Regions from separate parts of the Mus musculus genome. Here all the other regions are linked to region 4. Evidence: chromatin loops called from intact Hi-C (ENCODE). Cell type or tissue: left cerebral cortex. All regions are shown on one strand. Each heading gives the region's core, and the rest is flanking DNA. Links, peaks and the distances in the headings are about the cores only. Region 1 has its middle 29 kb from the start of Tnnt2. Region 2 overlaps Tnnt2 (troponin T2, cardiac). Region 3 has its middle 10 kb from the start of Csrp1. Region 4 has its middle 27 kb from the start of Pkp1. Region 5 overlaps Csrp1 (cysteine and glycine-rich protein 1).

Region 1 (6,381 bases), core at 1,460-5,459, 80 kb before region 4:
TCCCACCCTGCTGGAGCCTTAGGGTGTCTGTGACTAGACCGCTCCTCCCCTCCTCCCCCTTACCAAGGCTGGGACTTACAGGTCATGGGAAGATAGTTCTGGAGGGGTGAGTCAGCTGCTCTGCCTCGCCTCCTGCTGTGTGTGGCCAACCAGCTACAGGAGGTAAAAGTTAGGCGTTGATGACACTCCCATCTCCCAACAGGATGGTGTTGGTTTCTTTGGAGGAGAGGAACAGAGAGTCCAGTCATACCTGTCGTCTAAGGAGTCAGTGCTGACCCTGGCAATAGACTCCAGTCCCTGTTTCAGCACTGTCTGTCCCAGGGTGGGCCCGTGAGAGACCTCACCAATTACCGAATGTTGGTGTCCATTTTCCAGTCATTCCACGTGTCTCACACTCTAGCCCTGACTGTAAAGTCTAGGTCTCCACAAGACCCTGGCTTTCTTGACATCTCAGCTACCTGAACCCAGGTCCCTTTCACATCACCCTGTAGCCCTAACTCTGACTTCTTCTGCCTCTCCTACCCACACCACTCCCTCAAATCAGCCTGCCACTCCAGGAATCCTTCGGGGATTGACTGGGAGCTTGCTATTCAAAGGGTGGTCCTCTGATGATGGCTTGGTGAGAGTTTTAATCCCTGAAAAGACAGAGTCTGGGGACATGTGTTAGATGGTACCAAAGGACCGGTGATAGAGACAGCATCTCAAATTCCATACGTAACAGAGAAGGCTGTGTGCCTGACGTTCAAAGCCTACTCCTATATGAGCTTGTGTACGTGGCCGGCAAAGGGCTGGACATGCCGAGAGCCCTCTTACAAGTCCTGCCTCTGACACAGTCTTAGCAGAGGCAGATCCATTGTTGTGTCCTGATTTGCCATGGTATGTTCCGGAGGCTTTGGTTTAGGATATGAAACCTCTCTCCACATGCAAGCTTAAACAGTCTGAGGTTGTAGCCCAAACTGGCTCTTTGGCCAGTGTTCTGTTAAAAAGTGTTCTGCAGAGGCTCGTGGGGAGGCTGTGTGTTGTCTCTCTTTCGATGTTATCTGCCCAGACAATATCTCAGGACATTAAAGTTTCTGAAAATCTCAAGTGAAGAAAATGACTTCCCTCATTGTTCAGAGCTTCCAAAATGTTGACCTTGTCACTGAGCATCCCTGAGCCTGTGCCAATGACATCAGGACACTTTAATTCCTTTACTCCCACGCCCACACACCAATGGCTAAGGTTCTTGTTGGAGGTGTTTTGAACTCTGACAGACCCTTGCACTCATCTCCCAGGAGGGTTAGTAGTATTTGAGGGAGGTCAACACACACACACACACACACACACACACACACACATCTCCATTTCTCTTTTATTTTGAATCTCAACTGTTCTGCATTCCGGCGAGTACTCCAGCCTGTGTTGATGTTGGAGTCTCTGCTGCAGGAGATAAGACTGCTTCTATGGACTGACGGCCATTGGAAAGGAAGGTGTGGTCCATCCCGAAGGAGCATGGTTCACACGGGGGAAATTCCATTTGCCTTGCCCACCTGGAAAGTATGTAGTGACAGGGATTTCTAGCCAACCCCTGGACTGGCTTTTGCTGACTTTGTGGTTGGATGTGAGGTGGAACTGGCAGGGTTGGTTCTGATAGCCTGACTCATGGCTTCTGGAACCACCACCCCCCCCCGCCACTAGCAGCTTGGTTGAGGAGGCTGGGCCAGGGAAGTTCTGGGAACCTGCAAGAACGCAATACTGAGAGCGTTTCTCTCCCTAGCCAGTGAGATGGGGCCAAAGTCTGGGGTTTGCAGACATTCTGGGGATCATGGGGTCTGTGGCGACAGGAGACCCAGGACTGACACTCTGAGATCATAAGGCATTGACATAATCTGGCAGCACCGAGGGACCTTGGGAACTCCCCTTATTTTGGTAGCAAGGAAATTATTGAAGTTTCCAAGACTGGGCAACGACTGTGGTGATCCATCTCCTGATGGCTACACAGAGATGACATTTGTGTGCCACCCGGGACTCTTCCCTGTTATATTCATAACAACAGGAGAATAAACATATCCGAAAGCAGAATTCATGAAGTCTGGGTAATCCCATTTCTAAATAGCAACATCTATCACACGTTTTGTCTTTTCCTCTCCATTAGCTTCTATGGAGGCTGCCAATGAAGGCTGAAGGAGCTTGATGGTGTCCTCAAAAGCGACCCTCAGTGACTGAAGGTGTCACTCAGCGGCAGAGGCTTTACCCAGCATGCAAGAGGCCTGGGTTCTATCCTGAGCTTCACAAGAGGGGAGGGAGGGAGGCAAGGGGTGATTGATTAATTAATTGATTGGTTGATTGAGTGAATGAGTGAAGGAGGGAGAGAGATTTTCACATGAATTTCTAAGGAATGGGGTCCTGGACCTACCCCCACTTGTTGGTTCTGGCCCTGAATTGCATTGCACACTAGAAATGGATGCTCCAAACCTCAGCTTTCCCAGCCCCACTTGATACCTGTAGATCGAATCTTTTGCATCTTCCTTTATTCAATGCTCCAGATCTTAAGAGAAAGGATGTCAGCTTGAGGTTTACTCAGAGAAGGTGACCGTGACAACGAGGAACATGGACCACAACTTTAAGGGATGGCTGAACTCAGAGGCACAGAATGGCTGCCTTAGAGAAGGAAGTGAGACCGACTCTCCATGGCCGCTGTGGTGACAGACAAGGGCAGCTGGAGATGTCATAGGAGCAGGGCATTTCGGGCAATCAGCACATGTTGTGGTCTCTTCCCTGTAGAGCTGAGAGTTGGAAGCTGGCTATGAGAGACAGCTGAAATGGAGGAGATCTTTATGGTCAACATGTATGAAGGGAGTTAGGAAGGCTTTTGAGATCAGTTTGCTGGGCAAGGCTGTGAATCTACATTCAGCCATCTTCAGCTCACAGAGTGCTGAGCCCACCATCTGGGATGGACTCTAGGCTAGTGTTGAGACACTAGGGATGAGTAGGTCATCATCCCACAGGCACAAGGCAGGGTACCACACGGGCCTCGGAGTTTTATAAACAAACATGAAGGCCTCCTAGACAGCGTGGCAGTCAGCTCTCAGAGGATGAATAGGGTTTTATGGTTAGAGAACAGACTGAGAAAGGATGCATCAGGCCTCAGAAACAACAGAGACAGTGGGATTGAATCCATGCTACCCTTGAGGAGATGCCGTCATAGGAGAAGCCCAGGGATAGAAAGAAGAGAACCAGGAGACAAGACAGAGGCTGGCCTGAGAGCCAAAGAGTTGGCAGATGTTTCCCAAAAGGTGGAGGGTGCAGTTAGCGTTACTACACATCAGTTTCCCAGAGGCACATTCAGTGGCCTTGAATTGGTGTGGGAGTGAGGTCAGCCAGGAGGTGGCAGCATCGAGCAAGGAACGGGCCAGGCTTGCCGATCCCTGGCAGTGGTTAGCACTGTGTGGAGATGAGAAGACTTGCTACCGGAATGGGAAAGGGAGGATGAAAGATGAGGCCAGAATCACTAGTTTGGGAGAATGGGCGTGTATCGACTGCAATCAGCCTTCATCTCTTAAAGGCAAACAAACCCAAACCACCTGTGGTTCAGGCTAGTTTTGAATTTTGTGGGGCTCTGAGTCACAGCACGTGCGTGCGTGCGTGCGTACTTACCAGGTGAGCATTCTCCTCTCCGATCTCCGTTTCCCTTGAACAGGCAGCAGCAATAGATACTGGCCAGGCCATCTGCTAAAGATCCAGACCGCCTCCTCTGCCTCCGCACACCCGCATCTCTCCCTCCATTTCAACCTGTGTTTTTAAAACCACCCATAAGCAGGTGGGAACTGACATGGTGTGTTTATGGCGTCCCTTGCACCAGCCTCCAGAGACCCTCTTTACCCCACCCACCTTACTAAGAGGTAGACTAGCCGCCAGCAGAGGCTATTCGGTCTGCAGGCCTTAGCCTTAGATGACCCTAGGGATGGGCTATGTAAGCCCATCTCTAATCTCCAAGCCTGGATTCTCAGGTACCCAGAATATTTGGAAGGGAGTCCACCCATCACCAGCTGCCGATTGTGATCAGCCTGGAGATGTCTACACATTGGTCTTGGAGATGAGGTGTGCTGCTATTCTGGAGCCTTTATTTCAATATCGAAAACACATCATCTCCTGTCTGCACACGACACCATGACTGTCCCTTCTGCTGTAATCACCAATAGACATCCCAGGACACCCCTCTCATTTCCCCGAGTTTAGTTTTAGATCTACCATCACTTTCTCTCAATACTTGCTCTGCTCCAAAGATTTTCTTATCGTTGTTGCCTGATCCTTCCGCCATCTTGTTTTCTCGGTCCCCAGTCTCTCCCAGAGCTTAATTGGTCCAGTCACTCCCATAGTTGTCTGAGACTGTTAACCACAATTTCTCTGTATTTTCAATTTGAAGCAGTGCACTTTGGGGCCGTTACTTTGTAATGTACAGCTCAAGCGTCCTCATGTGCTCTGTGCACCCTCTCACCTTAATTTTAATTATTTGTTATTATTAACGTATGTGCTCAAGCATGTGCATGTCACGTATGAGTGTGGAAGACAGGGGACAAGTCTTGGGAGCCGGTTCTCTCCCTCCACTGTGGGTCCAGGCTGTCAGGATTGTGTGGTGAGCTCTTTTACCCACCGAGCGTCTTGCTGGTCCGTTAGCTGAATCTCAAACACTGCTCAGCCTTCGCATGCTTTATTTTCCTTTAATCAGATTAAAGCTCACTGTCTGTCACATCCCTTTTCTTTTGTCCTTGGCTTGCTTCATTGTCCCTGCCCAGAACATCCCTGATTGCTCTGTCCTTGCTCTACCCTGTCACCTAGGTGGCAGCAAAATGGGGAGACAGTGATGCTCATTGGAGCTTAAGTTCATGACCGTGAGGGAGCTCCTTCTCGTTCATGGCTTCTCCCTTTTTCCAGATACTAATGTGTCCCCATTATCCTCCCCCTGGGTCTCGATTAGGCTTCGTGTCTCATCAAGAACGTGGAAACGACACAGAGAGAAGAGGCTGAAAATTCTTACCACATCAGCTCCCACCACATTAGCCTACCCTTGTGCCTGTGACTGCCGATGACTGGCTAGCCACAGCTGTCATTTGGATCCCAGATCCTAACCTCTCTCATTCTCACAAAGACCTCTCATTCCAACAGTATTTTCTCTCAGACCAATAACTGCTCCGCATCCCCAAAAAGCCTCACAGAAAGGCCCTTATTAACACCATATCCACTGCCCCATAGCACCTATTTTTTTGTTATTGATTTTTAAAAATTTTTGTTTAATCTTTTTTTACAGTTCAGATTTTATCCCCCTCATGGCCACCCTCTGACTATTTCACATCCCAAACCTCCTCCCCATCCCCCCCCCCATCTCCATGAGGATGTCTCCACTCCCACCCCACTAGACCTCCCCACTCCCTGGTGCTCCAAGGGTTAGGTGCATCTTCTCTGATTGAGGACAGACCTGGCAGTCCTCTGCTATGTATGTGTTGGGGGCCTCAAATCAAATCAGCTGGTTTATGCTGCCTGGTTGGTGTCTGAGAGATCTCAGGGATCCTGGTTAGTTGAAACTGCTGGTCCTCCTACAGGGTTATCCTTCTCCTCAGCTTTTTCCAGCTTTTCCCTAATTCAACCACAGGGGTCAGCAGCTTCTGTCCATTGGTTGGGTGCAAATATCTACACCTGACTCTTTCAGCTGCTTGCTGGGCCTTTTGAGGGCAATCATGATAGGTGCCTTTTTGTGAGCACACCATAGCCTTAGTAATAGTGTCAGGCCTTGGGGCCTCCCCTTGAGCTGGATCCCACTTTGGGCCTGTCACTGGACCGCCTTTTCCTCAGGCTCTTCTCCATTTTTGTCCCTGCAGTTCTTTCAGACAGGAACAATTATGGGTCAGAGTTTTTGATTGTGGGCTGGTAACCCAGTCCCTCACTTGATGCCCTGTCTTTCTGCTGGAGGTGGACTCTACAAATTCCCTCTACCCACTGTAGGGCATTTCATCTAAAGTACCTCCCTTTGAGTCACCTCCAAGGCCTCTGGTACATTCTGGAGGGCCCCCTCCTACCCCCAGGGTTGCCTATTTCTACAATCTTCCTGCCTCAGTTTCTCAAGTGCTGGGAGTACAGGCAAATACTATCACACTCAGTTTTATGCATTGCTATGGACTGCACTCAGGATCTTGTTCATGTTAGGTAAACCCCCTACCAACTAAGCTATATCTCCTGCCACTGTAAAATTTCTTAAAGGCTGACTCACAGAGAGACAGTAGTAGCATGTTAGAAGCATAAGGTATGGGGTTCGCTGTTGATCCCCCACAGGAGGTTCCTCAAGATGGCCAACCTATCTCTCCGTGACGTACACACACGCTGACCCAGCAGCTGTCTGCAGGATGA
Region 2 (6,381 bases), core at 1,083-5,082, 98 kb before region 4:
TCAATCACTGAATGTTACAAGCACTTCCGCCAAGCTGAGTCATGGTCTGGATGGCATCCTGTCTCCCTAATCTGTCTGTCCCTTCAGAATGTTGGGAGAGGCGGGGTCCATCCACATCCTGTCAAGCAAACGATGAAAATAGAAACTGCTGGCAACCTTCTGGGTAGCACATCTCTCTAACTATTGGACCTTTCATCCGCCCGCACAACCTCTGTTGGGTTTGGAAGAAGGACTTGAAGAGACACTGGATTCACAACAGACTTTCCCTAGCACCTCAGTTTAGTCAGGACCTGTCCTGTGGTGCCAGCACCTCTGGGGTGAACAGTTGGGGAAGACGATGGATTTCTGTCCCCAGGAAGGTCATGGGGGAAGCTAGTGCTAAACTGGACAGAAAGAGGCTAGACAGAACTTCACCCCAACTAGTCCCCAGCAGTGAGTCTTGATGTCCTGTCACTGGTGTTTCCCACCGCCACACCATTATATTTTATCTATGTATATAATGTGTTTCTACACTAGGGAAGACCCAGCTCAGATTTCCAAACTCTCAGGGAGCCAAATTTAGGGGTACTTACCAGTCAGATGGGACCCTTCTGTTGGATTTCACTTTACCTGCAAAGGAGCAGACAGGGAACTCTGGGGCACTGACTTACTTGGGGGGCGGTTGAGGCATGGATGAGAGTGTAGATGAGTGGGTGAGGTTATAGGAATCTTTGCTTGCAGAAGTAGTCCTGGGCTGGGCGTGGCTTTGTGCTCCAGTTTGAACCAGGAGCCAAACAGCATTCCTCTGTCATTTGGGTCTGTGGCTCCTATATCATGTGAGCCTGGATGTTACTGGCTCTGTTCTACCCTCCCGATGTGATCTCTGTTCTGGGGGTGCTTTCTGCACGTTAAGAGAGAGGGTCAGTTGGTCATGGTGTCTTTTTTACCTCTCCAGAGCAAGAGGAGGCAGTGGAGGAGGAGGAGGCTGGTGGGGCTGAACCTGAGCCTGAGGGTGAGGCTGAGACAGAGGAGGCCAACGTAGAAGGTACAGCCCAGGGTGAGGGGATGAGGGGCTAGGGGTGGTGTCTTAAGTCGTCCAACAGGTGCTTGCTAGCTTGTGTCCCTGTCTGGGCTCGGGGGATGCAGCAGTCTGCTTTCTGGGTGATGATTGTCAATACAGAGCTTCGTTTGTGGTTGACCCTACAAACCAGCAGAATATCCTGCCTGACCATGGGGAATGCTCTTGGGGGAATCTGAGTTGGAACAGGACCTCTGTTGATTGATCATGTTTTGTTTAGAGGTTGGTCCTGATGAAGAAGCCAAAGATGCTGAAGGTAAGTGATGCTGGCACAAGAGAACTCCTCATAGTAGCCTTGGGTGAGACTGTGTCCAGGGATTCCTGTGTAACCAGAGGGTGTACAGGAAAGGGTTGGAAGCCAGAATTTGGTGGTACTTGCTGGGCTTGGGAGGGTGGGACTCAAAACCTTTGTCTTCATCTCAGAGAAGTAGCCTTAGTGTCCAACAGGAGAGAGACCCAGTGTCTAGCCCCTGCTCTCAGAAGTAACAGTCACACCTGACACTCCTGGTACCCAGGCAATGCCAGTGAGGACTGATGTTTGGAGGAACGACTTCCAAGACATGCATGGTCCATACTGTGGCATCATGGTCCCTGTTAGGCTGCAGCCTCTGTCAGTTGTTTCCAGTCACACCTAAGGCAGGGGATAGCCAACCAGGCCTTGGAATTATGCCCACTAACTCCCTTGGCTCTGTGGCCAACAGGAAGTCCAAGGTACAAAACATTGGGCAGGCCTGAGAGGGGTTCTAGGCTCAGGGCCCCTGCAACCTTCCCACAGGACTGTGCATTACTACAAAATCTGAGAAGCAATCTTCCTAGCCTAGAACAGGCGAGTGTCCTGGGCCTATAAACACAGCCAGCCATTCTCTGCGACCTCACCTCCAGGTCACCTTCATGCTTGTTGGTGATTATGGAAGTCCAGATCTACTAGACCTGGGAGAGACTCCCTGTGCAGATGGGGAGACAGAGGCCCATAGGTGCCCAGCTCAGGGTGGAGGTGGCAATACTCAGGCTTTCTGACCCCATACCTCCATCTCTCTCCTCCAGAAGGTCCAGTAGAGGACACCAAACCCAAGCCCAGGTGAGTGAATGCACCTATCTATAGTAAGGCCCTGAAGGCAGAGGCCTGTGAGGGAGGGTGACCAGGAAGCGACAGGAGTGCATGTGTGCATGCGCAGGCAGGCTCTGTGGTTGGCTCAGACTTCCACCGGGAGTTGAACTGGTTGAACTACACCAAGGGAGGAATGGGAGCTGAACGTCGCCTTGACTTCACTACCAATTATTTATACTAATATGGACAGAGAGGTACATTCATCTACAGAGTGGGGAAGGGCTAGTCATGGCCTTGGACAGACACATTATCTATTCCATAGGATGACTTTCCTCTTTGCTGGGGTGGGACCGAGGAGAGAAGCGATGTAAACTTTAGGGAGCCAAGCAGTGAAATTATGTTATGTCCTAGGCACGACAGCTTCAGGGAACTGCAAAAGGGCAGAGCAGGGCAGCTTTATCTCATACCTGGAACCACATCTGGTGGCTGTGAGTGGGGCCATCAGGACAGGGAGCATTTCCTTCTTGGCAATGTTTATCCTGCCAGCAGATGGCGCTTTAGTACCCTACTGGCCTTTAGTGGCCCATGCTGATCATAGCTCTGTTAGTCCCCTGTGTGGGCTGCTTTGTGTATCCTGGAGCATCTTCTTTTAGCTAAAGGCGCACAAGCATATGAGGAAATCAAGGATCAGAGATCCACCTAGGGACGCCATCTTAGCTCCGCTCTTCTGTTTTCTAGCTGTGTAGTTTTAAGCCTTGGTTTTCCTAATGGAGGTCAGCACTGCCCCCTTCAGGGATCTAGTGAGAGGACAGATATGAAATTACCTCCGTGAATGTCTGAGCAAGTGAGGTAGACATTGGTGTGGACATTATGACAGAGGTGAACATTCCTGCAGGATAAAGTCCCCAGAGGCTCCAGGAACGCATAGTCCCTCATGTCCCCAGTTGCTCTGGTGACCCCTGACTCTCCATTCCTCTCTGCAGCAGGCTCTTCATGCCCAACTTGGTGCCACCCAAGATCCCCGATGGAGAGAGAGTGGACTTTGATGTGAGTGGTGGCTCTGGGTGGAGCGAGCCAGGCTGGGGTGGTGACCAGAGCTTTCATACAAGTGACAGAGTTCCTGATCTTGTGGGCTGCGAGCAGGCCGTTGTTGGCAGGATGGTTCAGGTTCAGGCGCTAAGCCAAGCCAGTACCTTTTGCATTGAGCCACCCATTTCATGGGCGCGGCAGGCTCTCAGGCAGGCTCTCCCCACAGGACATCCACAGGAAGCGCGTGGAGAAGGACCTGAATGAGCTACAGACTCTGATCGAGGCTCACTTCGAGAACAGGAAGAAGGAGGAAGAGGAGCTGATTTCCCTCAAAGACAGGATCGTATGTGCCACTCTGTCACAGTTTGCCCTGTCCCCCTTCCCCTGCAGCCCGCCTCAAGCTGCCAACCTGTTGGACACTGCTCTGCTTGGGCCCCTGCCACCTGCCTGTCACTGTGGGTGCTCCTTGCCAACAGGAACTGACCCTGATAAGTTCTGGCTCTCGCGGAGCCTAACTAGGCACCACTGGCTATAGACCACAGACGAGTCAAATGTCTGTGCTCTCCCTGTTCCTGACCCCATCAGTCAGAGCTGCCTCACTAACGTAGGGAGCATGGGATCAGCTTGTGGAATCCTAGATGATACTCAGAATTCCATTCTGAGAAGAGATTCTTTGATTCCTTGTTTTTCTGCACCTAACCACCCATTTTTCTCAACTGAGCATGCCAGTCATAAATCTCAGCGCAGAGTTGCTGCCAGGGCTGGGGCTGGGGCTGAGGCTGGGGCCAGAATATGGATATAGCCTTTGAGGGAGACAAGAGAAACCACTTGTCATTTCCTACAAAGTTGAGACAGCCTCTAGTGGGCTTTCAGGTGGCTGTCCTTACCTAGATGGGATACTCTTCTGGAGGTTCCATCTGCGATGGGCCACTTCCATCTGCACCCATGGGGCAGGCTGAGCACAAGCATTTGGAGGAGGGGCTACCTCTGGATTCCTGTACTGGATTCCTACCATTGCTCATGGGCACACACAGGAGTGTCTGCCTTTCTCCCTAGGAAAAGCGTCGGGCAGAGCGGGCCGAGCAGCAGCGTATTCGCAATGAGCGGGAGAAGGAAAGGCAGAACCGCCTGGCTGTGAGTGACCCTAGCCCGGCCACTGAGCCCTCGGTCCCATATCTCTTCACAGACATTGGTTCAAGTGGCAGCATTTATCACATCACATAAATCCATGTCATTGACCCAGTGTTGACATCGTACCAATGAACAGGACAGACAGACAGACCAGGGCCTCATGTCCATGATTTTAAGACCCTCTAGCCCCCATCCCTTCCCTAGTGCAGGCTACATGGAGACTGAGGGCCTCTCAGCCTGGGGGCATGGTGGGATTTTATAGACATGAATCAAGGCTTCATTAACTCATTCATACAACAATTCATCTATCCATTCAGTAGACTTCAGCATGCCCATCTTGTGCCAGAAGGTACCTCAAAGAGCTCCTCGTCCAGTGGGAAGAGAGCTGATCTCATTTGTAAGGAATACCCTCTTCATCCCCCACCCTTGCCATTGATCTATTCATTCCATCTCCATGACAACAGGAAGAGAGGGCCCGGCGTGAGGAGGAGGAGAACAGGAGGAAGGCTGAGGATGAGGCCCGGAAGAAGAAGGCTCTGTCCAACATGATGCACTTTGGAGGGTACATCCAGAAGGTAGGTGCAAAGCAGCATCGGGCACCAGGACACCCCAGTGTATCCTCAAGGCCGCCTTTGCTTGGATCCATGAAGAAATTCCCAACTGCTGTGGCTGAAGTCTAAGGTCTGCTCATGTCTAGCCCCTGAGCTGTCTATCAGCCTGACCATGGCTTCAGTAGGAGGGCTCTGCTGTGTGTGACAGTTAGAACACTAATATGTCTCCAAATTCTGGCTCCCCAAAGGGACAACTGGGAGAATCTTGGGTCCTGGAGTCCATGCTCTGGTCTGCAATAACCTCCTTTTTTTTCATGTGGCCTGGTACTGCTTGCCCTGTAGTTTCCAAGAGACAGATGAGCTAACACGTAAAACATAAAAAGAGTGTGCTGCACAGATGTTGGGTGGTTTGCTTGTGGCCAGTCAGTTCCTCACGCCTACTAGATATCTCCCTTTCAAGGCTGAGCTCTGATTGATTTCTTTCTACCTTTTTTTTTTTTTTTTTTTTTTTGAGACAGGGTCTCACTGTATAGCCCTGGCTGTCCTGGAACTCACTATGTAGATGAGACTTGCCTCAAACTCACAGAGATCCATTTAACCTCTGTCTCCTGAGTGCTGGGATAAAGGCATGGACTTGCCCAGCCAAGCCTGATTTTTTTTTTTTTTTGTATGCATGGAGGCATCAGAATATTTTGTTTTAGATAACCTAAGTCCCTACTTCTGCTGGTGTGTCTCTGTACTCGCAGTGACCATGCCAGGCAAACGCAATCCAAACCACACGGTCCTAAGCCCCAGACCTATGCTTGGCATAGCAGGTAGTCTCTGCTGAGCAGTGAATCACCTTCTTACTGTCTTCCTGTCTCCCATCCTGCTCCTCTCCATATCTCTGTGGCGGTCTTGGTCTTTCTCTCTGGGTCTTTCTCTCATGGTTTCCTGGTTTAGCAAGCTCAGGTGGGTACAAACCTCCAGTCCTCTTCCTCCTCACTGTAGCTTTAGAGAGCCCCCTGGGAGGGAGCACACCTTGTTCGAGGAGGAGTTGTGGGAGGAAGGAGTCTGGAGAAGGGTCTGGTAAGGCACCTAGGCCCCTTCCTTGACCCTGCCTCATTTTCTCGGGGGCCGGGATCCAGAAGCTAATGATGTGTCATGCTGCTAAAGCAATAGGGGAGGAACCCAGTTTTCTGCAGATCTGGCCCTACTCCCCAGGGTATTGGGAGGGTCAGGGGACGGGGAGGAACCATCTCTAGCCAAGTGTCCCTGCTCACCATCCCCTTCAGACAGAGCGGAAGAGTGGGAAGAGACAGACAGAGAGAGAGAAGAAGAAGAAGATCCTGGCAGAGAGGAGGAAGGCGCTGGCCATCGACCACCTGAATGAAGACCAACTGAGGTGGGGACAGTTGGTTGGGTGGCCCCTGGCACTCTTCCTGAGTGAGATGGAAGGCACTTCTCACTGTAAACCGCCAGAGGGAGGCACTCCCTCACACATTTGCCCAGGCTCCAGTGCTGGCACCAGGCCTCAGCAGGTCAGGCCTCCCTGTGAACTTTGGCGACAGGGAAAGAGAACTAAG
Region 3 (6,381 bases), core at 1,598-5,597, 230 kb before region 4:
AGTCAGGTGCCTCTCTTGAGGAAACGCCTACATGAAATTCAACTCTAGGGCATTTTCTCAATTAGTGATCAATGGGGGAAGGTCCAGCCCATCATGGGTGGTGTCATCTCTGGGTCGGTAGTCCCGGGTTCTATAAGAAGGCAGGCTGAGCAAGCCAGGGGGAGCAATCCAGTAAGCAGCAGCCCTCCATGGCCTCTGCATCAGCTCCTGCCTCCAGGTTCCTGCTCTGTTTGAGTTCCTGTTCTGACTTCCTTCAATGATGAATAGCAATATGGAAGTGTAGACCACATAAACCCTTTCTCTTGAACTTGCTTTCTGGTCATGGGGTTTCAGTGTAGCAATAGAAACCCTAAGATACCATTTATCACGTGTATTCTGGGGATCTCGTCATCTGCAGGCCCATTGTCTAGAAATGCTTAATAGACCTTAGATATAGAGGTGTATAAATTAGTTATACAAATCAAATGTTTTCTAATAATAAATCATAGAGAAATTAACTTTAAAGTAATACTTTGGCACATGTAACATTTTTGCTATTTATTAAAGATGAAATCCAATGTGCATATAGATGAGATAGGTCTTCACCAAAACAAGTAAATCTTGCCAGGCAGTGGTGGTGCATGCCTTTAATCCCAGCATTTAGGAGGCAGAGGCAGGCAGATTTCTGAGTTCAAGGCTGTAAGACCCCCGAAGCTGGGCCTCCGCTCAAGTCCCGGGATGAGCTGGCCAGCACCCCAGTGACCTGAGAGAAAACCACACCTGATGCAAACTGCAAGAGGTTTTATTATCAGCTAGCTGAGAACAAAGTCCCTCTGCCGTGCAGGGCAGGGGAGTTCGACCCCAAGAGCGGTGACAGTAGGGGTTTTTTAACAGCTAGCTGAGGAGTTAGGAGGAGTTGGGAGGAGTTGGGAAGAGTTGGGAGGAGTTGGGAAGAGTTCTTCTCTTCCTGGTGTCCTTGGTGAAATTTACAAGGCAGGAGTGGGGAGTGAGTTCTTTCTGAATTTTTATCTCCATGTCCTCGGCACAGGAAGGTGGGCATCTCTGGTTGTAAAGTATAGAAACAAAAAGGCTTTTTGCTGGCTATAGAGAACAAAGAGCTTCTTTCTGGCTGTATTTTTAGAGATCAGGGAAAACAAGCTTAGGGAACATCCAGGGGCTTTACCTTCTAGGGAGAAATGCTCTAAGTCGGGGTCCCACAAGGCCAGCCTGGTCTACAGAGTGAGTTCCAGGACAGCCAGGGCTACACAGAGAAACCCTGTCTCAAAAACCAAAACCAGCCAACCAAACAACAACGAACCCCCCCCCTCAAAAAAAAAAAACCACCAAGTAAATCTTGGCTGAATATTTGATGTAAAGAATACTCAGATACTCATGAATACTTTTCAGAGTTGGTTAATGTTTATATTTTCTAGCTCACAATGCTGAGAACTCCACTTCTCAGAAATACACAGTACAAGGCAGCAGACGAATGCATTTTAAAGATGGTTGGAAATTCTGTTCTAACTCCCAGTCAAAATCTATTGAGCACCTTTTAGCAAAACTCAAGCCAGCAATCTAACCAGCAGTTTTAAAAGTCTGACACAAGCAGGGCAGTGGTGGTGCATGCCTTTAATCTCAGCACCTGGGAGGCAGAGGCAGGCGGATTTCTGAGTCTGAGGTCAGCCTGGTCTACAGAGTTGAGTTCCAGGGCAATCATGGCTACACAGAGAAACCCTGTCTTGAAAAACCAGAAAAGAAAAAGTTCAACACAGTACAATGCAAAAATACACTACCTGAAACGTACACGTTGAGTCTTGACATTTCAGTAGTGTGTACAGTAAACACGTAGAAATTCATAACATGGGTGTGGAATCTGAGCCAACCTGTCTCAGGCAGCGTGAGAGATGGCTGTGTTCAGGACCTGGGCTGCAGTGAAGGCACAGTTAGATTGTGGTTATGTATTCAGAAAACTATTAACTGTTGCCAATAGCTTTTACCACCTGTACAGGGTCAGGAACCGAGTTAAGAAGCTGGGTCCTAGCTCATGAATTTCCAGAGGCAACAGCTACAAAGTAACATCTTACTACCTGCAAATTGTATTTTAAAAAATGGTTGCCAAACTTGAGCTCTGCCAGCTCTTCCAAGAAGTCAACTTTCTGTCTCATTTGCTTGGAATGCTGGAAGGTTTCTGAAGGTCTCAAAGCTCGAGGACACCCACAGGCCAACCCAAGGTAGAAAATCCCTCACTGAGACTCTTCTAGGTGATTCCAGTTTGTGTCAACACAGGGGTTCTGGGTAATAGCACTAGCTGAGGTCCCAGCCATGGGAGCAAGGAAGTCCTCATGACCTCATGACAGTTCCAACCACCTATCACCTGATTTTTATAACTGTTTACAACTAGTTACAATCTATGAGACACTCTGAGAAGGAGTATGGAGCAGATTTCAAGAAAGCCTCAGAAACACGGTAGACAGCAATAAAAAGCTGTTACTTTAAAAAATATATGTTATTTTATGTTTAAATCAGCTGTGTGTATATCTGTGTACCAGGCACCCACCTGAAGAGGCTAGAAGGTGTCATTGGATGTCCTGGAACTCCAGATATGGTTATGAGCTGCTGTATGGATGCTGGGATTTGAACTCAGAACCTTTGAAAGAGCAGCCAGTGCTCTTAACCACTGAGCCATCCCTCTAGCCCTGAAGTTATTGTCTTTAAACTATTAAGCTTCGTATGGCTTGGGACCTAGCAACAGATAATCAAAACATGCCATCTCCACATGCCACAAGCCTAACCATACATCCTTCATCCTCCTCCGTCTTTGGAAAGGAAGCCTAGGACTCTGCGTGCTAGGGAAATGTTCTACCATTGACACACACACAGGCCATCAAACTATCCTTTCTAGGCCAGCTCCTAGGCCTGTCTCCCCTCCCCTGCCTTACCCACACTGGGATTCCTGGTGTTCTTCTCCTCTCCACAGGTGAGAAAATAAATACCTCTTCCCAATCATTCTGCCGAGGCGAGTGTCCAACTGCCAGTAAGCACTAAGCAGATAGTAGCTCATTCTTTAAAAATAAGACAAATTATCAATATATTTAAAAGCCTTAATGGGCAGTGGTGGCGCACGCCTTTAATCCTAGCACTTGGGAGGTAGAGGCAGGCAGATTTCTGAGTTCAAGGCCAGCCTGGTCTACAGAGTGAGTTCCAGGACAGCCAGGGCTACACAGAGAAACCCTGTCTCAAAAAAAAACAAAACAAAAACACTAGAAGGCTTATTTGTGCACAGAAAGCAATCTTGCATAAGATTCGTCATTTTGAAGATAAACAGATGCCCAATATTTGAGTGGAAAGGAAAGGCCAGACATGGTGGCACATGCCTTTGATCCCAGGACTCCAGGACAGCCAGGGCTATGTAGAGAGATCTCGGCTCAGAATAAAAAGTGTGGAGGATGAGAAGGAAGACAGATACTATATGACAGAATTGTAAAAAGATTTTGGGAATGGGGAGCCTTTTTTACTTTTTTCTTTTCTTTTCTTTGGGGGGGGGCAGGTCTTTTTGCATAGTTCTGACTGTCCTGAAACTCACTATGTAGACCAGATTGGTTGGCTTCAAACTCTCCAAAATATGCCACCATGCCCAGCCAAGGGGGTAGGCTCAATAAAGATATATAAGATATAAATTTGGGGTTTCTTAGGGTGTGTGGCCAGTTGGACAGGAAAGGGTGAGGCTACGTGTCCTTTTTTAATTCACCAGAAGGTGGCGATCTTACTCCAGGTCCTTGCAAACTCTGGCTTCACTTCCGTTGCCACAGTCCGGAAACCCAAGGGAAACACCTGCACCAGATGAAGCCCCGCCCCAATCTTTCCAACCCCCCAAGCGACCAAGGAGAGTTAAATTCCTGCTTTCCAGAAGCTTCCAGGCTAGCAAACGCCATGCTTCTTGAGTTTGCCTTCCCGGTGAATGGGTTCTGCAAGAGTCATCCGGTTCTTTTTACTCCAGAGCTCAACAAGTACCACCAAGTCAACTCCTATAGAGCAGAAATCTGGGTCTTTTTTTAAAGTCCATTTCAGCACTAAGTACATAAGCCAGGTGACCCTGGAGCAGTGTGGGGAGGGGCACCCTCGACCAAAGAATCAAGATTACAAAGCCAGAAGGAACGAAGGAGAGGGCCGATGACTGGGACTGGCCTACCCAGAAGGGACAAGATGGAGGAGAGAAAAGGCCTCAAGGAAAGGCGTTATCCTGCTGAGCCTGTGACTCACCCTGTGGCCTAGGTCTCCCTGGACAGAGCAGGTCAGTCTCAACACTAAGTAAGTTCACAGACTCCCTGTCCCCGGCTTTGCCCTCCCTCCCAGGCCCTCCTGTCTCCCCTCCCACACCTACTTAGAGAGCCAAGCCTCAGCCTTGCCTATTTTGGACAGAGGCTGTCCAGGGAGTGAGAGGGCCTTGCTGTGCGTGGCTATCAGATCCCTTGGGCCCAGGAAGTGGAGGTCGAAGAGGAGAGGAAGTGGGCACTTAAAAAGCTATCCGGACTGTTTCCCAGTGTCCTTGAGAACCCAACCCGGAGCCATTTCTGTGGACTTCAGCATCACCTCTCCCCTGGAACAGTTTTTGCTCCTTATAGTGTGAACTCCGGCTTTTCCTTCAGACCTGGGTCTTTGGTCGGGCTTCTCTGGGTCAGCATTTTATTTTATTTTTTTCCACCTGGATTCCCCCTTTCTTGTCTCTAACCACCAAGTGTAACTTTCCATTGATTACATGTGGCCTTTTCTGGCCTTTCTGCTCAATATTGCTGTGGTCTTGGTACCACTGGAAAATCTGTGTGCTGGAAGTTTGAAAGGGGCTGGGACTTTTACCAAGTGAAAGCTAGTGGGACTCACTGAGTTATAATTGCCCTCTGGAAGGGATTCATGTGGGCCATGGGTGGGTTTGGTGGCTTAAGTTGTTATAAAAGAACAAGCTTTGAGTTTGAGGCTAGCCTTGTCTACATAGCAAGTAGATATGGATCCTACACATTTAGACCCTAGCTTAAAAAGCCAACCAACCAACCAACCAACCAACCAACCAACCGCCCTATCATAGCCTCTGCCTCTCTGCTCCTCTCTTGCTGAGTGGCCTCTCTCTCATGTACAGCGACTCCTGCCATGAGATACCGGTTACTGTGAGGCTTTTACCAGAAGCCACCCTGGTGCTGACACAGCATAAGAAGGCTGGTAATCTGAGCCATGGAGGAGCCCCTTACCTTGGAATCTAGGCTGAAGCTCTGGTCAGCTAAGAGCCTGAGCAGAGAACATTGCTGTGGCAGGATCTGGCACAGAGACAAAAATCATCTCATACAGAGAAGCTGCATCAAAACCGCAGCAAGTCATCCTTAAGGCCAGAGACCGTGTGTCCCTCCGGTGCCTATGGCCTTACCCTTTCCACAGATAATTACTTGCAGGGAGTCACAAATCAGACTAAATCTTAGTTACAGTAAAAGCATCTTTACCTGCCCAGTGACCCAGTGACCCTGTGACCCTGTGACCCTGTGACCTGGTGCATAGGAAGAACCCTATGATCTCATCTTAGTTTCTTAGCAACTTCAGAAGCTGCCAGAAACAGTACATGTGGCTACTGTAAAAACATCTCAGTGCGACTCTCTTTGAGAAAGCGTAGTTTACCACGTGTGTCTTCTCTGGCACCCTTCCTTCTATTGGCCTGTTTTGAAATCTGTTAAAAAAATATCTTCTTGACAGACTTCAGTTCTGCTTCATCCTGGCTCCTCCTGGGATTCTTTTCTGTGGCAAAACCGATGATCCAGAATTACCTGAATAGAAGTCCCTAAAAGAGGAGGGGCTGCCTCAGCCTGCTGCTGGAAGTTCTGGGCCTTATCTCTTGTATTGCTACTGATAGTTCCACGCTTTTGGATATCCAGAGCTAAGAGCTAGAGAAACCTCTTTTCCTTATAAAGCATCCAGACTCAGATATTTTGTTATAGCAACAGAATATGGATAAAGATAGCTAACAGGCTCAGCAAAGCTTGTAAATCCTGAGAGATTCTAGGAATCTTCCTTGGGAAACACAAACACAGAGGCTGAGGAATACAGGTCCGAAATGTTGGGCCCCAGCCCACACCTCCCCGCTGCCTTGATTTATCCCAGCATAAAATAGATTATTATGGTAGAATAGTGCCAGAGCCGAGAACAGTGTGTGTGTGTGTGTGTGTGTGTGTGTGTGTGTGTGTGTGTGTGTGTTTGCACGAGTGTGTGAGTATATGTATTTGTGTGTGGGACAGGTGTGAATATGTACATGTGCATGTATGCGGGCACTTATGTGGAGGCCAGAGGTCAGTGTTAGGTGTTTTTCTCTATCAGTTTCTGCATTATTTTTTGGGAAGTGGCCTCCCAATGAACCTGAAGCTCATC
Region 4 (6,381 bases), core at 1,080-5,079:
CGGGTGACACCTCTCTGGGGGATGCCAGGTTTCGGGTAGGTCTACTAGCTACAGCCAATAGGAAACAAGCATGCCACACCTGTGTTATCTGGAACAGGTGAGATCGCCCCTACTCTGTCCTCCCTGAGCCAAACCCATCTTCTGCCCTCTCTGACCTCTCATAACTGCTGTGACGAGGCATAGATGGCCCTGCCATCTGCCCCCTTATGAGCTGTCCTGTAACTGTATGGCGTTCAGCCTTCCCGGTTCCTAGAAGGAGGCTATCATGATGCACCTACATGCCGCAGCCCACTGTTAAGGAAACGAAAGAGCTCATGGAGTCCCCAGCTCCTAGATGGAGGCCAACACTACCCATGTCCATAGTAAGACCCACCAGAGAAGGCACAAAAGGACTCAGAGGGATGCCCGGCTCCTGGGTTGCTCGGTGAGTTGGGCAGGACCTGCAATACTGCTAAGATGAGCAATGGGGACCAGAGCCTTCATCACTAAAAGTCAAACGCGGTTCCCAGCCGGAATCTGAAAACTCTCATCTCAGCCAAGCTGGGAACCTTTCCTTTCCTGGCACCAGGAACAGCACAGTAGTAAATGGAGAGAGACTAGGCTAGACCTCCAGGAGCCATCTTTGTATGTTCACACGGCACCCTCTTCTCTGTGGCATCCTGCCTCTGTCCATCACTGCCCCCCAGCTCCTGGGTCAACACACTTGACTCCCATTTGGAGACTGTGACTGGTCTTCACCAGGTGATGCTCGTGTCAGAGATGGCACAGGACACAGTGTGAGGGGTACCTGATTGCTCTATAGATCGGGATCTGCTCTCCAGCAAGAACATGAGTTGATTCTCTGTGCTGTAGCACAGCTTGGTGATGGGTCTCCAGACCCTACTTCGGATCTCCTCTCCAGCAAGAACATGAGTTGATTCTCTGTGCTGTAGCACAGCTTGGTGATGGGTCTCCAGACCCTACTTCATGGACCATGACTGTGCCCATGAGAGCTGAAGACTAGATGCAGACAGACCCTGGATGTGGACAGGCTCTGGCTGTATGTTCCTGGGACTGGAAGCGGGAGGTAGGGAAACAGGGACATGGGCCTGGGTTTCCTGGTTTGGGGGAAGGCCCATGAGGCAGGAGTTATCCATTGAGAACTGCCAGGGGTAGCACACTGGCTGGTTGGATGTAGTTCTGATTAGTGGAGCCTGGGACTAGGAAGGGCAAGGGAAGACAGGAGGTAGTAACCCAGCCCAAGGGGCTGCCCTGAGCTGGCATGGGCCCAGTTCCCTGCTGTGAGCCTGCAGCTCCTAGCTCAGCTGCTCCACAAGGGCAGCTGTGGCAGATCTCTCCCAGCCTCTCCCTTGGGCCCCTCCCTCACCAGCTTGTGCCCAGCCTGTGCCCCACATCTCAGGCACCTCACCCAGGACATCATGTCCTTGGAGTATGACAGAGCTGCTGGCAACTGAGACCGCGCCCTGAAATCTCTCTCCTTTCTCCTGGCCAGCCTCACCAGATTTCCCCAGGCTGAGACGGGCAAGGAGGGACGGGCTAACTCAACTCTGTCTTTCAGGGAAATGTCTTTTCTGGGAGCCCCGTGCCAGCTCCTAGCCAGAGCCCCTAGTTAAGCCTGGCTGTCTTCTCACTTTGCTTTCCAGCCATGTCCAGTGTCATCTTGTCCCTTGATTGGACTCTGAAGTCTCATCCAGGTCATCTGTGCCAAGGTTCTGAGGGAATCCCACTCTTACTGGGCCCCAGGAGGGTCCCTCCCTGACCCCCAGAAAGCTTCCCCCAAGCTCTGGGCCTTGAGGAGAAGGGATGGGGAGATGGTATGTATGATTTGGTCTACCGTCTTCTCCACACCATGTCCAGCAGGGGTAGAGAAGGAAGTCTGAAATCTGTCTGGGATCCCTGAGGGAAGGAAGCAGAAAGGAGGGATTTCAGAGGAGACTTTGGAGAACTAAGTAAAGGGATGGGGGTCGGGGGTGGCAGAGATCAAGAAAAGGAGATGGAGCCAGGCTGTCTCAGAGCCTGTCCTCTATCTGGTATTCAGTCCCTTCTGGTAGACACTCAGAACCAAGCTCCAACCTCCAGAAGACCCCAGAATGAGGAACTGCTCAGACAGAGGACTACAGAAGGCAAACGGGCAGGAACTGAGAAAGGAGACATCTTTCTCCAGACTGGAAACAGGACCCATGGGGACAGCATGCAATTCTCCCCAGAGAGGCTTATAGAGAACAAACAGCGATCTATTGGTACCCACAGCTCCAACCTTACCTCCATGTCGCTCCCCTATCTTAGGCTGTTCCCACATTTCCCCCCATCTGTCACTTTAAACAGCAAGACTCTCTCTATTCCAACTGTAAGTCCTATAGCACCCCCTGGTGGCATACCAGGAACAGCCTGTGATGGATGATAGTGTCCTAGGAAACCCAAGGCACCTCCTCCCAGCTTTGCCCACAGCCTCTGCCGTATCCTTCCTCTATTGTGGGGGGGTGGGGGGGGTCGTGATAATGCGGTCTGGTCTGGCAACTTTACACCAGCTTCAGAAAGCTCCTCCTTGATAGCAGAGAGCAGGTCCACACTGCCCGAAGCCTGCGCGGCCCCAGGATGAGGGATGGGGGTGAGCGGGCGTGGCATATGAGATTTAGAAGTAACAGTAGTACCTTGACAGAAAGGCAACTTTGATCCTCATGGAAACTCTAGAAAGATTCGCCTAGGACTTTCATTTTGCGATGAGGAACTGAGCGCAACAATGTTAACCAACTTGCCCAAGACAATGCGACCAGTTAGGACGGAGCCAGGATTAACCAAGGCATCCAGGGAGCCCTGAGCTAGAGGTGCCCGTAGAATGCATAGCCGCAAATCCAGAACTACCTTGGAGACGGAAGTCTATTCTGCCACTTACTCAGGCAAGGTCCTCTCTGAGCCTTATTTGTTCTCTGAGGGAATTAGACTACCCTGTCTCCATGACTGCCCTGAGATCAGGCCTAGATATAGACTTGGTAGGCTTAGGGACCAATTGCTGCCCCAGCTGTAGGCTGGTTGCAACCCCCACCCTCAATACCCACACAAGACTGAATGGGGTCCCAGGGTCTTAAGGAAAGCGAAACGACAGACTGTAGGTGAGTGCTCAGGGAAGCAGTCTTCTTGTTTCAGCTTCCCTCTTCCAGGAAGGTCCTCTAGCGTTTAGTTCCCTTGAAGCCTTGAAGCTGTAAGCTACCTTCAGAGCCTTTTCTCCCACCTGTGAAGCTACAGTTCCTTCTTGGTCACCAGAGGGCGCTCTTACCTACGGTCCCAAGGCTCTCCTCCAGGCTTGGCTCAGGACCCACTTTACTTCCTGTGTCTTATGGCCTCGTGGCCAGAACTGTCCTCCAAGGTGAAGACTGTCTCTGAGCCTCTTAATGGGACACGCAGCGGCTATTGTACCAAGTAGCATCTGAGGCTGCCTGGGGCATGCACACAAACTAACAAACTAACCAACAACAAACAAAAAACCTAAAACCTGAACAGCTGTGCGATTTCACCCCTTATTATTACCACTGAGTATTGATCTCACGCCTGTTTACCATTTTCCTGCCCCGTGTTGTCATCTCCTGAAGGCATGACTTTGTCACACAAAGGCTGCGAAGAGGTTGCTGCTGGGTGGTTCTCATGACCAATTCCAGCATGTCTTGGTGGCCACCAGATGCCTAGGAAGTGCCTGTTACAGGGCAGTAGGTAAGACCATGCCAGCTCTGGGCAGGAGGGCACATGCACAGGGAGACAGACATAAAACACTGGAGGAAGCCAGGCCCCGTCCCAGCACACCCACAGTGTCAGAAGTAGAGCCAGCAGGAAGGAACCATGTATAGGTTTAGTTCAGAGAAAACAACACAGATTGGGGTGGGAATTTGGCAACGTCTTAGGCGTTGTCTGTGGTCCTGGTGCTATAGAAGGGGGTTTCCATGGAGACAGGAGGCTCTGACTCACCTCCCAACATGATGGAATCTTCTGAGACCACAGCCGTTGACTAAGGATTGGGGCAGAAGGACAGGGTGGGTGGGTTGGCAGAGTGGGGACCTGCTGTATTTTTTTAAGGTCAATTATCCTTGTCTTCCAGCAAACTGAGGCTGGCTCCAAAGGATGCAAAACGCTTCCCATGGGTGCCTGTGTGGAGGTATGCTCTGCCTAGTGAGAGGCAGGAAGGGCTCTGTCTGTTTCTTCAAAGTGTTGTTTAAAGAAAGTTAGCATTCCCCTTAGTATGGAGCAGGAAGATGAACCGTGGTCCTCCACTACCTGTGAGCAGGCCTAAGGCTCCTGGCTTTTGCTTACATTAGGCCTCCTCCACAGCCAATAGGAAGAGTGATCTGGACACAGACTGGGAGAGTCCTCTTGACCCACATGTCCTACAAGGCTGTGCTCAGGTGTCACCTCCTTCAGGAAGCCTTCCTTGATTCCTTAATGTGAGTTAGATGTCCCATAGCTCTGCTGTGCTTATCTAAGCCACCACTGGCCCAATTGTCCTAAAGCTGCTTGGCCTCTGACCAGTGTGCCCTGAGGTTAGGGCCATCTAGGGTAGAGGCTAAAGTGCTCCCTTAACAACCAAATACAGTAAGTATTGTGTACCACTGCTCGAGGCAGTCTATAAAGTAAGAGGTCATTTGAGGGGCAGGCTTTGAGTCTGGGCAAACATCCACACGGCCAGAAGTGAGCCTGGCCTCTAAGTCTCCCTTAGTTTGTCAGAACTGTTGCCACCAGCATTTGCATGGATAGGGGAACACAGGGGGGCTGGGGGAGGCCCCAGTTCAACTCAAGAATACTCATCCTCAGCTCACAGTGGGATGGCAACACAGGGCCATCTCTAAGGGTCCCTAAGATTTAGTCTGAGGAGACTGGCCTGGCAAATGGCTGAGAAGTGCTTAGGTGATGGGTCTTTCAATATAACCCCCAGGTCAGATAAGAAGTTTTGGTATTTGGCGATTGACTTGCTCAAGGTGCCTTTTGTGTAACACTGAAAAGAGCTTCTAGGAGGCTGTCAGCGTTCATCCTTCAGAGACTGGTACCCTGCTGCTGAGAAGCCTGAATCCATCCTGCAGAAGCCCTCTTCTCTTTGATCCATGGTCCATGTAACCCCAAACACCAACATAGATCCACAGTAGGTTCAGTACCTGAGATCAGCTCTTCCACACTCATGGCCACTCTACAGCTACTCAGAAACTAACAGCATCCAGCCGACTGTGCGGTTTTGCATACCTTTGCAGTTCTGTGATGTGAATCTCAGTCCTGAACCATGCTAAGCAGACATTCCATCACTGCTCTGGACCCCGGCCCCTATATTTGATACCAGGTCTTGGTGCACAGCCTAGGCTAAGCTCAGATTTGCAGTCCTCCTGTAATTCTGGATGCGTGCCACCACAGCAGGCCAGCCACATGCTTTTTTCTAACAGCCATGACCAAAAGTCAGGGGTGGATGAGTTTAGGACTCTGAACAAAGCTAATGTCGAGGGGCCGTCTCGATGATGCAGTAGGGAGAGCTGCTTGCTAACAAGCCTGACAACCTGAGTTTGATCACTGGGACCCACATAGTAGAAGGAGAGAATCTACTCCCAGAAGTTGCTCTCTGACCTCAGTGGTAATGTTAGTCCAAGCACCCATAGTAACAGTACATGACAGCTCAAGGCCACTTGCACCCTGCACTCAACTTTCCTGTCACTGCACAATGAACTGCTAGGCCCCTTCTGGTTGAAAAGACACCTATAGGCAGTTGAAGAAGCCAAACAAGGGACCATTTGAAACCAGGACTGTGTCGCAGTACCCGATCCCTCTCTACCCATCGGAGACAACACCAACTTCTGTCTACCTGTGCCCCAGCTACACACCTCCATCCCAAGCAAGGGGTTTCTCGTGAACTTAATGGAAGATGCTGTTGGCATTTAGTCTAGGCTCCGCCCCACAGTTGCCTGGCAACAGCCAGGTGTGCCTGACTCACTAGGAAAGGTGCTACTTGCTCGCTCTCTCTCTCTCTCTCTCTCTCTCTCTCTCTCTCCCTCTGCCCCTCTCTCCTGACCTTCTCCCTTACCCTCTTCCCCCTCTCCAAGTACTCATGGCTGGCCTCTACTCCTCTATTCTCTCTCTGTCTCTCTCTGTCTCTGTCTCTGTCTCTCTCTCTGTCTCTCTCTCTCTCTCTCTCTCTCTCTCTCTCTCTCTCTCTCTGCCTTTATCTCAACTCCCCTCCCCATGCCCTGAGTAAACTTTATTGTATACTATACCGTTGTGTGGCTGGTCCCTCAGGGGGAAGGGATGCCTCAGCATGGGCCCGCAGAGGCACCCTCTTCCCCCACACCATACCACACCTCCATCAAACATATCCCAGGACTCTCTGTCTTTTTACAAAACACAACAGATGCATGCCTG
Region 5 (6,381 bases), core at 1,619-5,618, 190 kb before region 4:
GGTCCAGTGGCCCGGAAATCTGAAGGCCCCAGCGGCTTTCCCTACCCTCCAGCCTGGGCATTGGTGGTTACACTGGGGAACTCACTGGCCTTACGTGGGGTACACCGGGGACCTCAGTGGCCTTACATGGGGTACACTGGGGAACTCACTGGCCTTACATGGGGTTGTTTTGTTGTCCCAGCTGAATGTGGCCAGCCTCTTCCACCTACACACCACCCCGCATGTCCAGATGTGGCTGATGGGAGTTGGTTATTGAGTTGTGTTGTTGATGTGTAGCTGTGTGTGTGTGTAGCATGCACGCATGCATGTGGGTGCATGTGAATGCCATACAGACTCGAGTCCTGCCTCTCTTGAGAAACTCTTTGCCCTGTGCTGCTTTAGGGCACCTCTTGGAATCCCAAAGGGCCTTCTGTGGCTTTCTATTGAGTTCAGTACACTGTAGACAGACCTAGTCTCCTTTCAAAAACCATACAGATTTGACTCAGGGCTTCCTCCATGCCTGGCCCCATGCGAGCACTTGACTCTGCGGAAGCCATTTAATTCTGACGGCTGCCTAGGCACCAAGTGCTAGAACCTCAGAGGCTGGGCTAGTTCAGGAAAATAACAGTGATGGTTGCCTGCTCTGTGGTTGTGTACCAGTCATCTTAGTATGAAATCCTCACATCCACTCTGCAAGATAAACAGAGACAGATAAATGTCTCCTGCGAGGACATTGAGTGGGGGCAACCATTCAAGTAGCATGTGACAGAGCCAAGATAAATCCAGAGCTATACCAGTTTCACAGGCAGAATGGTGTGGTGAAGGCTTGCCTGCCCGCCTGTGGGGGTTGCAGCTACCCAAATGAGATGTAACCCTCTTCTGTGGTGCAGCTGGGACCAGTGAGCAGGGAGCCATGGTAACACGTCACATCCATGGCGGCACATTACTAGTGTGCACTTGGTGCCTGGCCTGCTCCCTCTGTGTCTGGGCCACACTCCCCTAGCATCCCTGCTACCCCAACCTGACTTGCAAAATGCCTGTCCATGATGGCATCTAATGGTGGGCTGGTCCCCTAGTCGCTGGCAGTGGTGTTAACCATTTCCCCATTTCCTTTCTTATCTAGTCCTGGCATAAGTCCTGCTTCCGATGTGCCAAGTGTGGCAAAGGCCTTGAGTCGACCACCCTGGCAGACAAGGATGGTGAGATCTACTGTAAAGGTGGGTAGCTCCACTTCTCTCTGAAGATCTGAAGGCTGGAGGAGGCTGGAGACCAAGCGACTATGCTGTCGCTAAATGAACCAGCCCTCTTGCCTTCCAATCCAAGGGAGAATGAGACTTGGCCAGAATCAGATGGAACACGGGCCAGGGATGAGAGTGGAGCCTAGGATCTTAATACCCGTCTAGTGACCGAAAGACAGCAAACGATTTACTCCCTCATTGAAATAAAGGGGACACGGTTCTCCTCACTATTGAGGCTAGGAGCACGATGGAGACGGGGAGGTGGGCACTGATGGACTGTCCTCCAGAGACCAGGCACAAGGAGTGGTGGGTGGAGTTACTCTGAGGACAGGAGTACATCCTTACCCTTCTCTCCTCTCTGCAGGATGCTATGCCAAAAACTTTGGGCCCAAAGGTTTTGGCTTTGGACAGGGAGCTGGAGCCTTGGTTCACTCAGAGTGAGGCTGCCACCGCCTGCGCACCCTGCTTACTCCTAAGCTTTTCATCAGCGGTCCATTCCCAAGCCTTGGACACCTCCGAGCTCCTCTCCCTCACTCAGCCCCGCTGCACATCACTAATGCCTTGGACTTGGGTATCTGGCTTTTTGTGGCTCAGGGATCTGCCTGAGCTCCTTCCCCACGAAGGGTTTCCTCCTGCCTGGCATTTGATACCATTACCTTTAGGAGACATCTGTCTAGTCGCCCCTTTCCAGAGACCAGGTCCCTTTCCCCACACCTTACCCTCCTCTGTTTCTAGGCTGAATGTCCACTCTCTACTGGCCAGGACACCTGAGCCCACATCTTTGGAGACCAATAGAGCAAAGCAGGAGACCTGGGGCAGGGAGGCAGGACCAGAATTGGCCTAGGGAGGGTTATGGTTTTTGGGTCCCAGAGAGTCTCCTCTGAGTAGGCGGCTGAGTTCTTGGTGTATCTCAGTCTGGGAAGTCTCCATGAGAGGCAGGGAGGTGCAGATAGGATTGTGGGCCATCGGAAGGAGCTCTTTCTCTGGCCCTTGCCTTTGAATGTGGAAATAGTATCTTTTCACTTAGGAATGGAGAACAAGCCAGTTCAGAGGACCCCAAAGTCTAGAGATTGCCTGACCTCCTTAGGCATCAAGTTCCCAGTTTGATGGGCAAGGGAGATCCTAATGAATACCTTGACCAAGTATTTGCATTTATCAGTGGTCCAGATCTTGGAGTGGCCAATTCTAGTTCTAACCTTGGGCCAGGTGGCTGAAATAGACAGTTTCTGTTACAGCATAGCCCAGGGTAGAGCTGTGTTCTAGCCACTCCTGAGGGTTCCTCTGAACCCCAAGTCCTCACTCCCCTCCAACCCAGACTCAGACCCTTCTTTCTTCACCCTACCTTTCTCTAGTAACCTTCACTACCTTGCCCACCCCATCCAGGCCCCAAGGTCAGGAGCGGGGGGGGGGGGGGCGAGGGAGGGGAAGGGCCGGGCCTTGATGCTCCCCGGAACTGAGGGGACAAGGCTGTACAGCTGTTTGCTGCAAGGGCTGTAGGCATGGGCTGTTGAAGCTGATTTATCATCTGATCAATAAAGCAATTTAGAACTGAACTCTGCTTTCCTGTCTGTCTATGGGGGCCCGGCCACACCCTGGAGTCAGCGCTGGATCAGACCAGAACAATCTCAGCAAGGCCTAGTAGAAATGAACCAAAAAGAACCACTCTGGAACTTTCTATGGAATGTTTACTTTTTAGTATCGATTCTAAGGGAACCAAATGACCAAAGACCATGGCCTCACCCTGTTTGCCCACCCCAGGATGTGGGAATTTTGTGGACTTGGCTTTTGAAAGGCTCAATTTGGTCCCAACAATATGTTCAACACTTCAGCTTTTGGAAAGCCCCCTGTACAGAGAAACTCAGCCAGAGGAACGTCCTGTATCAACTCCAGAAGTCTCACTTCTTGGAAAAGTGTGTGTGTGTGTGTGTGTGTGTGTGTGTGTGTGTGTGTGTGTGTGTGTGTGTGTGACATTGGGGGGAGGCAAAAAGCTGTCTGTTTTTCTCTTAGGGCCCAACAACCAGGTACACGGAAGACCAGGCGTGGGAAATAGGCTTGTCTGAAGGGTTGTAGTGTTGTTCATCGTACCCAGAGCTAGGCTGTACCAGTCCATGAAAATGTGCCCACACTGAGTTTTTCAAAGCAGTGAGTAGAGTTTAAACTCTACTTGTATTAGCTAAAGGATCAGGCCAGCAGTGCTCCTCATCAGACCTACCTACACCACAGTGCAAGGCAACACCTGCCCAACAGCTGGAGATCTAAGAGTGCTAGCCCTAAGTGGCGCAGACAGCTCCCAAACAGGTCTCAAGACCCACAGGAAGTTCTCAGGGACACAAATGGATTCTCCTACCCTGGGCGGGACCCACAGAGTACCAGGATTCGTGCCTTTGGGGTCCAGAGGTGGAGACAGGCTGCCCTCTGCTGGCCATGCAGGCAGGTCTCGGCCCAGCACAGTGCTATCAGGCAGGCCCTGGTACTGCGAGGACCTTGGGAAGTCGCAGGGATCTATCTGCAGGCGCCGAGCTTGCTCTGTACCTTTAGACACCAGATGGCGCTGTGGGGTCAAGGCCAAAGACAGCCACTCCATTTTTTCTTTTTCTTTTTCTTTTTCTTTTTCTTTTTCTTTTTCTTTTTCTTTTTCTTTTTCTTTTTCTTTTTCTTTTTCTTTTTCTTTTTCTTTTTCTTTTTCTTTTTCTTTTTCTTTTTCTTTTCCTTTTCCTTTTCCTTTTCCTTTTTCTTTTTCTTTTTCTTTTTCTTTTTCCTCTTCCTCTTCCTCTTTCTTTCCTTTCCTTTCCTTTCCTTTTCTTTTTCTTTTTTATTTCATTTTATTTTCGTTAGCTACTCCTTTTCTGCTGTGGGTGTTGACGACCCTGTGCTTCTGCGAGGGCATCTAATCTTCCCGGAAGGAGGTGTGCTCTAATACTGACCTATGCCATACCAAACCACGAGAATGACCCAAAGGAGAGAAGCAGACAGAATCTTCCTTTTTCCACTTAAGTGAAACCTCCACATGGTCCAAGATGCCCTTAGGGGAAAGAATGGCATGAAGGACGCCCAGTTGCGCGAGTGCCCTGGACCTTTAGGGTGTGGTGGAGGAAAGCTGCCTGTTCTGATGGAAGGAGGGGTTAGCTCCATCAGTCTTCCTTCAAGACCACAGTCTGGGTCATCTAAAAAGGTGGCTTCCATGGGGAGTCAGACTGCAACGATGAAGGCGAATGCATTTGGAGATGGAGGCAGGAAGAAAATTGAGTTCAAAGCCAATTTTGCTACAGAATAATTTTGTTACAAAAGGTGTGTGTGTGTGTGTGTGTGATTTATGTGATTTGCTATCAGGTGTTTGAGTAATCCCCAAATCAAGAGTACATGCTTTGTGAAAAACAGAAACCCAATGAAGGAACAGTCCCCAGCATCCTTAGACCCTGGTGACGGTGAGGGTAGTTTGAGAAACTGAGCAAATCATTGAGAACCAATCATTGGGTGGTTCTAACTCCTTCCTCCAGTTCCTGGTCCTGCCTTCAAACACACACACACACACCTGTTATGAGAACCATTGCGGAGGTGTGGAGGGGTGCTTTTAAAATAGATCCCAGATCCACCCTATAGATTCTGATCAGGTTGGGATGGGGCATGGGAAACTGTATTTGAAAACTGTGTTTGCCTGAGATGACACTCATAGTCAGCCCAGGCTGGGGCACGTGGAGGTTACGCCAGCCTTGCCAGCCTTGCCAGCCTTGCAGCAGGGGAGCCCTCTCCCCTGTAGCTCACTTGCTTTAGGACTCATTACAGGAACCTCTGGAGCTGTCTCCCACCAGTTGTTATGACGGGAGAGGACTGACCTGAACTTTTTGTTTCTGTTCTCCACAGTCCGTGAGACCAGGTCTAGACTTCTCCCACCTGACAGCCCTCAAAGCTTTGAAAACAGCTGCCCTCCAGTCTGACTGGGCTCCTCTTTAACCCCATCCCCAGAGAGGTACCGGATGGATGCCTTGAGGGTCCTTTTTATTAGTTGAAGAAGAAAGAGGAGTTTTCAATATAGCTCTGTGGTAGAGCACTTAGCTAGCATGTGTGAGACCTTGGATTCACTCCCCAGAAGAAGAACTGGGCTGGGGGCACACCTAGGCATTTGAAGTACTTGGATGTGTCAAGGCAGAGCCATTCTGGAAAAGGCCTATAGACTCTCTTGAGCTAGACTTCCTTAATGGTGTCTCTTTCTTTTGGGTAGTTTGGAAACATAAACTTGTCATTTCTGGCTTATTCTAAGACTATTCAAAGATCAAAGACCTTCAATGACCTTTTGAGATGGAGTCAACTCATTTATGAATGACCAAACTAAAACCAGGAACCAGGGGACAATTTGGAAACCAGTTCAAGGTCAAATGGCAGAACAGGATCTGCATAGAACCCCCTGGCCCAGGACTTATCCCTATACTGCAGTACTGTCTATAGAGAAGATGGCCTGTGTTGGGAGGTGGAAGGGTGGCCTTAGAGCAGAGAGCTAGAACTATAGTGACTGTTAGTGTTTATGAAGCCTAATTTGGATGCCGTCTTATCTGGTGCATGTGCAAGCACTTGGAGTCGAGTGTGATACCCTGCCTTATAGAAGAGGAAAGTGAGAGTCAGTGCATTTTTAAATGACTTACTCAAAGTCTCTGGCAAGTGGTGAAGCCAGGATTGGAACCAGCTGTGTAACTTTGGGCCAGCCTCCTCCCCTCTGGGTGTCAGCGCCTCGTTTGTGAAATGAAAACGTTGGCCTAAATTAGTGCCGGGGAAGTACTTCCCAGGCTCTGATGTGCATACACATCTCCTGGGGAATCTTGTAAAACACAGATTCGAGTTCAGTAGTTTTGGGTGGGGCCTGAGACCGGATGTCTCTCACAAGCTCCCAGGGGAAGGTGGTGCTGATGTTGCGGATCCAGAGACCACACCGGAGCAGCCAGGCTCCAGGGGATCCACCCAGCTCTGATGTTCTTTGTTTATGAGCTTAGGAAGACTCGCCCCAAAGGCCTTGAAAATTCAGGAAGTAGATTATCCTGACTGAAGATCTTAGTGGGCACTTTCCATGTCTGGACAAGCCCTTGTGCCTAGTCTGAAGTATCTGCTCCTGACCCTTCTATACTGCCACTCTGTTGACCTTGGACTGACATCTGCAGAGTGTTCAAGGGCTTAG

The links. Hi-C counts contacts between places; a loop is a spot of excess contacts. Peaks named below come from ENCODE experiments on the same cell type or tissue, not always from the same donor. Only the 100,000 strongest peaks of a DNase experiment are listed, where the experiment ranks them.
Region 1: a loop joins it to region 4, with 8 times the contacts of the local background. A loop is called at or near these places in 35 of 42 quality-filtered maps.
Region 2: a loop joins it to region 4, with 6 times the contacts of the local background. A loop is called at or near these places in 5 of 42 quality-filtered maps.
Region 3: a loop joins it to region 4, with 5 times the contacts of the local background. A loop is called at or near these places in 7 of 42 quality-filtered maps.
Region 5: it touches region 4 in a loop (2.8-fold over the local background); 2 of 42 quality-filtered maps call a loop at or near these places.

Annotation. Positions count from the first base shown.
Region 1 is chr1:135,862,359-135,868,739 of GRCm38, forward strand. No RefSeq gene overlaps it. Among named protein-coding and RNA genes, the nearest start is that of Tnnt2, 29 kb to the left of the region's middle. In left cerebral cortex, for the core only: a CTCF peak has its summit at 3,367 (motif pointing right); a DNase peak (open chromatin) is centred at 3,379.
Region 2 is chr1:135,844,621-135,851,001 of GRCm38, forward strand. It overlaps Tnnt2 (troponin T2, cardiac), which reads left to right. Exons shown (of 15, transcript NM_001130181.2): 4 at 935-1,024; 5 at 1,278-1,313; 6 at 2,102-2,135; 7 at 3,089-3,152; 8 at 3,361-3,477; 9 at 4,191-4,268; 10 at 4,730-4,840; 11 at 5,759-5,767; 12 at 6,091-6,200. Among named protein-coding and RNA genes, the nearest start is that of Tnnt2, 11 kb to the left of the region's middle. In left cerebral cortex, for the core only: CTCF peaks have their summits at 2,671 (motif pointing right) and 2,871 (motif pointing left); a DNase peak (open chromatin) is centred at 2,749.
Region 3 is chr1:135,715,924-135,722,304 of GRCm38, forward strand. It overlaps a transcript of Csrp1 not described here. Among named protein-coding and RNA genes, the nearest start is that of Csrp1, 10 kb to the right of the region's middle. In left cerebral cortex, for the core only: a CTCF peak has its summit at 3,733 (motif pointing right); a DNase peak (open chromatin) is centred at 3,749.
Region 4 is chr1:135,942,615-135,948,995 of GRCm38, forward strand. No RefSeq gene overlaps it. Among named protein-coding and RNA genes, the nearest start is that of Pkp1, 27 kb to the left of the region's middle. In left cerebral cortex, for the core only: CTCF peaks have their summits at 2,365 (motif pointing left) and 3,253 (motif pointing right); DNase peaks (open chromatin) are centred at 2,365, 3,287 and 3,899; H3K27ac peaks cover 833 bases.
Region 5 is chr1:135,749,463-135,755,843 of GRCm38, forward strand. It overlaps Csrp1 (cysteine and glycine-rich protein 1), which reads left to right. Exons shown (of 6, transcript NM_007791.6): 5 at 1,103-1,196; 6 at 1,582-2,767. The coding sequence ends at 1,658. Among named protein-coding and RNA genes, the nearest start is that of Phlda3, 13 kb to the right of the region's middle. In left cerebral cortex, for the core only: a CTCF peak has its summit at 3,664 (motif pointing left); a DNase peak (open chromatin) is centred at 3,704.